Regions from separate parts of the Homo sapiens genome. Here region 1 is linked to region 2. A link is an interaction called in ENCODE POLR2A ChIA-PET data of the cell type or tissue named here. Cell type or tissue: OCI-LY7. All regions are shown on one strand.

Region 1 (5,000 bases), 560 kb before region 2:
AACAGGAGAAACATTTTCTTTTTTTCTGTTTTTTGAAATGGAGTTTCACTCTTGTTGCCCAGGCTGGAGTGCAATGGCCCGATCTTGGATCACGACAACCTCCACTTCCCAGGTTCAAGCGATTCTCCTGCCTCAGCCTCCCAAGTAGCTGGGATTACAGGCATGCGCCACCCCGCCAGGCTAATTTTTGTATTTTTAGTAGAGACGGGGGTTTCTCCATGTTGGTCAGGCTGGTCTCGAACTCCCAACCTCAGGTAATCCACCCGCCTTGGCCTCCCAAAGTGCTGGGATTACAGGCATGAGCCACCATGCCCGACCCAGGAGAAACATTTTCTAAACAACTAAAAATATGCAGGGGACCTGGATAATAAGGGAGGTTTGTTTTCTATTGTGTTTAAGGTTTTTACTTCTGTGTTTTTAACCCCAGAAAACACACACTCGCTCTCTCTCTAAATATATATATATTTTTATATATATATATATGTATGTATACTTTTTTTTTTAGGGATCAGAGACGCTGGCCAGGATTAAGGTTATACCAAACATATTCCACACTGCCATTTTCCAAACTAAATGAAATAGCAAAAACGTGGAGAAGGAATTTACAGGAATGGAGTACTACAAAGACAGATGAAAACTCTACAGAGGTGTTCTTCTTGGAAGTGAGTGGGAGTAGGAGATGAGGAAAGGAAAGTTAAAGGCTTATGCCCTACTCAGTATTCAAAGCAAGGAGCATATAGTTTGAGAGCTAGCTCTACTTTTGAGACAAATGTCTAGACTTTCATTCTAAGTCAGGTTTCCAAATGGCTGTATCCATTCATAAACTGTAATAACCAGGATTTCAAATAGACTCACAAAATCCAGTTATAAGGACTATGTCTGCTTAGAAGCATCAGAGCAGAGGGTCCCCTCCAGTAGAATAGCCATCTCTTCACTATGATATTTTGAAACCAGTTTGCCATTTTCCACTTTTTGGTTTGGGATGTCAATCCTTTCATTCAGTTTACTATAAATGGGAGATCCTCTTATAATTACTCTACTATGATATACAACATTGAGTATACACTACTGTTGTACCTCCCATAAAGTACATTATAAGCTGATATCTACTTAAAAGGAAAAACATACCTCCAAAATAGTACAAGCCTGTTGGATTCAATATTTGTTTATAAGTTCCTAGCACTCAGATCAAGATCCCTCATTTTGTCAGGTACAGTGGCTACTCGGGAGGCTGAGGTGGGAGTATTTCCTGGGGCCTGGAATCCAAGGCTACAGTTCGCTATAATTGTGCCTGTGAATAGCTACCACACTCCTGGGCAACACATGGAGATGTCATCTTTAAAACAAAAACAGGCCAGGCCCGGTGGCTCACACCTGTAATCCCAGCACTTTGGGAGGCTGAGGCGGGCTGATCACTTGATGTCAGGAGTTCAAGACTAGCCTGGCCAACATGGTGAACACCCGTCTCTACTAAAAATACAAAAATTAGCTGGGCTTGGTGGCAGGCACCTGTAATCCCAGCTATTTGGGAGGCTGAGGCATGAGAATTGTTTGAACCCGGGAGGAGGAGGTTGCAGTGAGGCAAGATCGCACCACTGCACTCCAGCCAGGGTGACACAGCAAGACTCAGTCTGAAAACAAAACAAAACAAAACAAAACCCTCATTTTCCAAGAAAGCCCATGAACAAAGAGAAGAAAAACAAGGAAAAACTGAAGACATGGCAACTCCTATTTTATGGGAACTTAAAGAGGTTTTGGTGAGTACAAGGAAAATAATGAGGTTTTTTTTGTACTTTGAGGTCACTGGTATAATTATCAAAGGTATTAATATCAACATTATTACTACTCTGATACTCAGGTTCACACATTAGTCATTTTTTTCTTGTAGAGGATAAGATAATTAAAGTAACTTATCCTTTTCTTCTGCTCTTCCCTTTCCTTCTCGCTCTTCTCTTTTTTGTTTTTCTTTCTTTTTTTTTTTTGAGAGGGAGTTTTGCTCCGTTGCCCAGGCTGGAGTGCAGTGGCGCGATCTCGGCTCACTGCAACCTCCACCGTGCCCGGCTAATTTTTGTATTTTTAGTAGAGATGGGGTTTCACCATGTTGGCCAGGCTTCTCTCAAACTCCTGACCTCATGATCCGCCTGCCTTGGCCTCCCAAAGTTCTGGGAATCACAGGCATGAGCCACTGCGCTGGGACTTTTCCTTTTTTTTTTTTTTTTGTCTCAGGGTCACTTAGGCTCTCACACTGGGTGATTATACTTGGACTAAATAGCACAAAAATGTACACAATGTAAAATTTATACCACACCGTATGCTCTCAAACTCAGGCTCCTGTACATAACAGTGCTCATGCCAAGGATTCCTGCATGGTTTTGAAACCCAGTGCTCCTAAGGCAGCTATGTGGAATCATAAGATATTTGTTCTACTGATTCAGCTAAGTCTGGGTTTAGAATGGTCCTTGGTCTTTGTAGCAAGAGAAACATCTGTCCACCAAAATGAATGGCTAAGATGCGCCAAATCAAATAATTTCCTTAATTGGACAGATGAGAAAGGAAAGAGCAAGCCCCACTTAGAGTCCCTTTCATTGGAACTCCCCAACAGAATCCTGGTGCTAGGTGAGGAAACAGAATAAAGTCTTCCAATGAGGAAACAGAATAAAGTCTTCCAATCTTTCAATCCTTGCTACTGAAAGACTAGAATTTGATCATTAGATCAGTGTTTGGTGGGTTTCAAAATTAGTGACCTGGGAAGTCCCAGACTGGCAACCAGCACTTCCTCACTCCATGAAAGTGTGGCTGTCCCTTTCAGCTAGTTCGTTCCTTCAGTTCAGCCTTTTTGAGTGCCTCACCTAGCAGCGACACAAAGCAGAACAGTTACCTGAAGAAATTTTAAATATTCAAAGCTGCATTGACTATGTAGACCCCTTGTTTTATTTTTCAAGTTTGAAAATATGTGTTCAACAGAATTCTCTATTTAAAAAAAAAAAAGATTTTAGGGCAGGCGCAGTGGCTCATGCCTGTAATCCCAGCACTTGGGAGGCCGAGGTGGGAGGATCACGTGAGGTCAGGAGTTCAAGACCAGCCTGGCAAACACGGCAAAACCCATCTCTCCCAAAAATACAAAAATTAGCCGGGTGTGGTGTCATGCGCCTGTAGTCCCAGCTACTTGGGAGGCTGAGGCAGGAGAATCACTTGAACTCGGGAGGTGGAGTTGCAGTGAGCCAAGATTGCGCCACTGCCCTCCAGCCTGGGTGATAGAGAGGGACTCTATCTCAAAAAAAAAAAAAAAGTTTTTAAAAAATGGCATCTCCAAACTCAATTTTCTTTTTATTTCTTTTTTTTTTTCTTTTTTTTTTTAAATTGACATGGGGTCTCACTCTGTCACCTAGGCTGGAGTGCAGTGGCGTGATCTCAGCTCACTGAAGGCTCTACCTCCTGGGCTCAGCAACCCTCCCACCTCAGCCTCCTAGTAGCTGGGACTACAAGTGTACACCACCACACCTGGCTAACTTTTGTATTTTTGCTGGAGATGGGTTTTTGCCATGTTGCCCTGGCTGGCCTCAAACTCCTGGGCTCAAGCGATCCTCTCACTTCAGCCTCCTAGTAGCTGGGACTACAGGTGTACACCACCACGCCCAGCTAATTTTTGTATTTTTGGTGGAGACAGGTTTTTGCCCTGTTGCCCTGGCTGGCCTCGAACTCCTGGGCTCAAGCGACCCGCCCGCCTGAGCCTCCCAAAGTGCTGGGATTGGAAGTGTGAGCCACCATGCCTGGCCCCAAACCCAATTGTCTGTTATAGCATTTGTAAAAGTATTTGTTAACTATGTGATGTTTACCTTAAACTCAAAACATTTACCAGTTGACAGCATTAGACTCCTAATAATTTAGAAAAGAGAAGAAAACAAATTCTTAAGTTCTATACTGCTTAGGCATTCATATGGGTAGTGCTGGGTACACAGTAATAGAAAGTTGTTGGCAAGAGGTCAAATTTATAAAAGTATATTGAAAAATTATTTTAAAAGGAAAAAGCAAGGTCCAGCATGGTGGCTCACACCTGTAATCCCAGCACTTTGGGAGGCTGACGGTGTAGGATCACTTGAGTCCAGGAGTTCGAGACCAGCCTGGGCAACATGGTGAAAAAACCCGTCTGTATCAAAAATACAAAAATTAGCCAGGCATGGTGGCATGTGCCTGTAGTCCCAGCTACTCAGGAGGCTGAGGCAGGAGGATCACTTGAGCCCAGGAGGCAGAGGTTGCAGTGAACTGAGATTGTGCCACTGCACTCCAGCCTGGGCAACAGAGTGAGACTCGTCTCCAAAAAAAAAAAAAAAAAAATTGAAAAAAGGAAGAAGCAGGCTGGGCATGGTGGCTCGCCCCTGTAATCCCAGCACTTTGGGAGGCTGAGGCGGGTGGATCATCCTGGCTAACATGGTGAAACCCCATCTCTACTAAAAAATTAGCTAGGCATGGTGGAGCGCACCTGTAGTCCCAGCTACTCAGGAGGCTGAGGCAGGAGAATAGCTTGAACCTGGGAGGTGGAGTTTGCAGTGAGCTGAGATCAGGCCATTGCACTCCAGCCTCGGTGACAAAGCAGGACTCCATCTCAAAAAAAAAAAAAAAAAAAAAGGAAGAAGCACATTTCACTAACATGGTATGGTGTGCTAGAAACTTGCCTGTGACAGTATATGTCACATTTTCTTCCCTAGACGAGGAAAATCAGGGAGATAAGGTCAGCCTAAAAGTTGAAAGAATATAAAAACAAAATGAAAGCAAACAAATTGGGCAGCCTCTTGGGTCTGTCATTATAACACTCAGAGGAGACTAGCTCAAGTATTACATGGGAGGACAAGGTGCCTGGGTGATCACCTGGTGCTCCAGTCTGTGAATCTCCTGGGTCAGAGTGCCTCAAGAAGGAAGCCACAGTCCTCACTCCAGACCAAGTTGTGTGCCAGTGATGTACAGTACTAGGAATCCTTCTTCCATGGGGAGCTATTGAGGAG
Region 2 (5,000 bases):
TTTGTCTGTGTACCTTTCAAGACTTACTTTTAAGCTTGGATAGACAGGTCCAGAATAGCTGTTAGCCTTGGCCTCACTACTGAGACAATACTCTTCTGTGATGCTCTGTATATTGGAAGAAGGTCTTTCTGTTCTGGCTGGTGGAAATATCAATTATTCTTGGTCCTGTGTGAGCTCCAGGATTGTTCTGCCTAATCCTTTCAGGGGATCTTTCCTGCATTCAGGTCTGATAGTTTCTTCATAAGCATGACTGATTAGTACTTAGCTGATACTGTGTGTGTGAATGTGAGTGTGTGAGTGTGTGTGTGTGTGTGAGAGAGAGAGAGAGAGAGAGTGTGTGTGTGAGTGTGTATGTTTTCTTTAAGGCAGGTCTTGCTCTGCCGCCCAGGGTGGAGTGCAGCGTGGTGATTCCAGCTCACTGCAGCCTTGACTTTCCTGGGTTCAGGTGATTCTCCCAACTCAGCCTCCAAGTAGCTGGGACTATAGGCAAACACCATCACACCTGGATAATTTTATTTTATTTTTTGTAGAGACAGGGTTTCACCATGTTGCCTAGGCTGGTCTCCAACTCTTGGGCTCAAGTGATCATTCTGGCTTGGCCTCTTAAAGTACTGGGATTACAGATGTGAGTTACCTGGCCCTGCCTCAGCTGATGTCTTGAAAAAAACTTTCTGCAAAGGTCTGGAACTCTCACCGACAAATAAAAAACAGGACAAAAAAGAAAAGAAAAAAAATAAACAACAAGGTCTGGAATTCTTTGTTACCATCTGTCTCTCTCTCTCTCTCTGATACTCTGCCCCATGAATCCTAGCTGGCTTGTGCTCCCTGAACCCTAAATTCTGTCTCCTCAACTCAGGGAGACTGTTGAACCTTGTTTAGGTACTTATTCCCTGTACAGCAGCCTAAAGATTCCCTCCAAGTTGGGGCAACCACAGGGCTCACCCCATTTGATCCTTTTCTCCCAGGGATTGCTGTCGTGCACTGCTAGTTTCCCAGTGTCTGACATTTGAGTTGTTTATGGCAGGAATAGAACCCTGTTACTCCATAATGGCCAGAAGCAGAAGTCATCAGGATTTTTGCTTGCTTTTGCCCTCCTCAGGTTAAAATTGTAACAAGTAGCCAGAGTTGAGAAACACTGAGTCTACTGTAATTCCAACTTCCAAGTTCTAGCCATTGCTGCCCTGCTCCACGCCGCCCTCACAGCTGTGCTTCTACTGTTGCTTCTCAAATCACGTCAGTAAACGCTCCCTGCCTTCTACCTAAAGCCAGGAGAAATGGCATGTCATTCTAGTATTTGGTACTTATTACTACTTTCCTAATTTCCACGCATGGTAGTCTATGTGAAAGAGACAGTAAACATCCTGAATTACTATCAATCATGTGATCAGCAAGTAGAAGGAGGAAAGAAAACTGGGCTGAGGGGATTTTTATTGAACTATCCTTGTTCTTAAATAGGGCTGCAGGGCAAAGAGACACGCAGGACATCACCATAACCGAATGTATTTCTCTAATAATTGTGGTAAAAATGTAAGCTAAATTAAACAAACCAATCAACGTGCTCCCTATCAGCAGTACAAATTAGCAGTAAAGGCAGCTCAGAGTCATTTCCTAGGAGTCCTCCCGGGTGAACGGGAAGCACTGACATTTCCTGAGCATGCCACGCATTTCTACATGCATTGGCTCCTTTTATCTTCACAGCGCTCTGAGTCAGGTACTGTCTCTGCTTAAACATGTGGGAAACTGAATTTGAGGGGCTAGGGAACTCATGAAAGTCACACAGCTAGTAACAGAAAGGTAAAGAGTCTATTTTCAAAGTCTGTGTCCTTTCCTTCTGCCTGATAATAGCTGTCACCAGTAGCCCCAATGCACATTTTTTAAAAATAAAATTTTTCTTGAAGTATAACATACCTAGAGAAAAATGTAAACATTTTAAGTGCAGCTTGATGAATTTTTTCTTTTTTTAAGATGGAGTTTCGCTCATTGCCCAGGCTGAAGTGCAATGGTGCGGTCTCGGCTCACTGAAGCCTCTGCCTCCTGGGTTCAAGCGATTCTCCTGCCTCAGCCGCCCAAGTAGCTGGGATTACAGGCACCCGCCACCACACCCAGCTAATTTTTGTATTTTTAAAAATAGTGATGGGGTTTCACCATGTTGCCCAGGCTGGTCGCGAACTCCTGACCTCAGGTGATCCACCTACCTCGGCCTCCCAGAGTGCTGGGATTACAGGCATGAGCTACCACACAACATCTGCTACTCCAAAGCCTGGGCTTTTTCTGCTAGACCAGGATGCCTTTGGTAATATCAAGTTGCCCAACTTCTGCTCAGAACAAGCTGAGCTTGAAATACTGGGCTGAACAGGAAATAAAAGAGTAAAGTCAAAGCCCAAGCTTTTTTTTTTTCTCAATTTCCTTCTGTGCAATGAAAAATGATTGCAAAGGTGAAAGTACTGCCTTTAAAAGACGCACTTGGCCTTCAAGAGGTGTGGCAGCCTTGTAGGTTTTCTCAAGTGGGAGTTATTATCTAACCACAAACCAACCGTCTGTCATTACACTGCACTTTACAGGATGTCTATGATTGGTTGGCAAAGAGAGCAACATTTGAATTTAAAGAAAAGACCAAAACAACCAAGTGTCATTACATCAGTGAGAAAGATAAAGCTTCGTTGTCAGAGAAAACTCCAACTGGAGTCAGAGATTAGGCACCAAAACCCTGTCTTAAGGTAAAACCTTTTGTCATCATCTCAGTAACTGGTGTAATTACTGTTAATTTCATCAGGAAATCAGCCCCTATTTTAAGTAAAACTCAGTGAAAAAGATACGTAAAAACCATGTGAAGGTGCTTTGTAAACTGCAAAGGATTACAAAATGCTAGTAAATACAAATATTTAAAGCTTCAATTAAAAACAATCTCTAGAAAGCAAAATTTGCCTGTCTATAAAGGTTATACCAAGGGAAAGCAGAAGAGTAGGAAGCTACAATTCTTTTTTTTTCCCCTATTTTTTTGGTTTGATTTTTGAAGCCACAATTCTTGATGCCTACTTTCACTAGGTCACATGTAGAGTTGTTTTCTGTCTTCCATATTCTCCTCTGCTGTTCCATTGGACCACTAAATAGACTGTATCTTCAGGCAGAAATGATAAACATAAAAAAGTGGGCCCAAATTTTTAATAGAAAATTAAACCATCGTCTCAAGTTATAGATTGAAAAACTGCATCCTCTCATTTATTTAATATATATTATGCTGAGTCTGAGCTGCATCCTCAGCTTAATGAAACAGAAGGATAAATGAATAAAAAATTTCATCTCTGGCAATACGAGTTCTTCTTGTGTGCAAAGCAAATACAGCAAGACAGCACTAAAATTTCAGAGAACTTGAAATGCTGAAACTCCTATAATTCAATCATCTTTTCCTTGGCAATCACTTCTATTTCAGAATCATTTAAAAGGTAAGTCTGAAAAATACATTGTTTCAGATTTTATACCTTCTATTTTATGCTCATGAAGTAAAGTACTACAGAACTACTCACAGAGCCACTAAAGCAGCAATGTAGAATTTTCAGTTTTTTTTTTGTTGAAACTCACTTTATTTAAAAAAAAAAGTCATGAACAATAAATTACAATCATTTTCCCCTTTTATAAATTCTTCATAAAATATATTTGACAATTTTAACAGAAAATTTCAAAAGTTGCTTTCATTTCTTAAGTGCTGATGACTTATTTTTTGACCATTTTGTCATGCTGGTGAATTACTTTGTAGCTGCTACAATAGTTTGATTGATAACAATTTACAATTAAAAACAACAACAACGAAGAGAAAAAACAGACCAGCAGAAAGAACTATTCTGTGTGCTATTTATCTGACACTTAACACTTACTTCATCATAATGACAAAGTATCCCTTAGCACCAAAAAATCTACAGGAACCCCATCTTTCTAAGTGACAACTAGTGCAAAATAACATTCTAGGAACTAACTGTACAACCCCATATTTTCACTGGCCACAGCTGCCTATAAGCTCATTTGAAATATTTGGTCTTTTTTCAATTAAGACAAATTTCAAAAAACACCATAAATCATGGCAAAAGACTCTATGAGGAACAATTGCTTATTGAGTACCTATTATGGGCAAGGCACTGTGTACGAAGTTTTGCTTTCATTTTTCCTCTAGCAAATATCCAGGTATTTCCAAATATCACTAACCATCTTTTCTTACTCCTGGCTGAAAAGGCCTTTGGCTAAATGCCATTTTTTAATTGTCATTTTATCAACAAACCTTTAGTGCTGAGCACACAGTAGGTACTTAATAAATACCTCTGACTGAAAGAACAAAGACAAAGAATTTACTATCATTTTGCTTGGCTATTTTAGAATACAAGGACTTGATAAAATTCCAGAAGAAACTTCCTGATCACCTCATACCCTTACCCCCAATGAAAGAATTTCACTTCACAGGTAAAATCTTTCCAAGTAAATGATAATCATTAACTATTTTACATGAGGCAGGACCAAAAACTATGCGCTTAGGAAACTGTGGCTCCAAGCACATAGATATTTGAAGAGCAAATGATGCATGGGCATACCATCATCTATGAATCTCTGCTGAAGTGCCATGTTATTGACTAGACGTTATCATGATGCTTTTTCTTACTCCCTATAGCTCAACTTCCTTGGACATATCTGTTAAATTAAACTAATCTGGTGATCCAGAGGGTCAATTATCATGAGGTTCCAGTGTGTTTCCACCTCTAATTTCCAAAAGAATTCTTATATTTATTAGCTTAAAAGTGATGTTAAAAGTATATGATTTTTCATTTTAAGAGGCTTTATTTCAATAAAACCTTTTAGTCCAAATTTTAAACTTCCAGATCAAGTAACTAACATAGTCCAGAAATTTTATGTACTGCAATTTTTTTTGTGATGTTTTACATTCTATTTCCTCTGAACACATTTGAAACAGGGAAAAAAATTATGACATATTCCAAAAATTGTGGAAGTTCAAAAAA

What was found. ChIA-PET counts read pairs that join two places held together with the same protein. Peaks named below come from ENCODE experiments on the same cell type or tissue, not always from the same donor. Only the 100,000 strongest peaks of a DNase experiment are listed, where the experiment ranks them.
Region 1: POLR2A ChIA-PET joins it to region 2 with 6 read pairs; 2 of 35 experiments call an interaction of 5 or more read pairs at or near these places.

What each region holds. Positions count from the first base shown.
Region 1 is chr1:26,682,719-26,687,718 of GRCh38, reverse strand. No RefSeq gene overlaps it. Among named protein-coding and RNA genes, the nearest start is that of ARID1A, 11 kb to the left of the region's middle. In OCI-LY7, no CTCF peak of the experiment used is centred here; no DNase peak of the experiment used is centred here.
Region 2 is chr1:26,124,101-26,129,100 of GRCh38, reverse strand. PDIK1L (PDLIM1 interacting kinase 1 like) reads right to left here. Exons shown (of 3, transcript NM_152835.5): 3 at 3,546-5,000. Among named protein-coding and RNA genes, the nearest start is that of PDIK1L, 15 kb to the right of the region's middle. RefSeq lists a silencer at 149-443. In OCI-LY7, no CTCF peak of the experiment used is centred here; a DNase peak (open chromatin) is centred at 2,520; H3K4me3 peaks cover 1,024 bases; H3K27ac peaks cover 2,023 bases.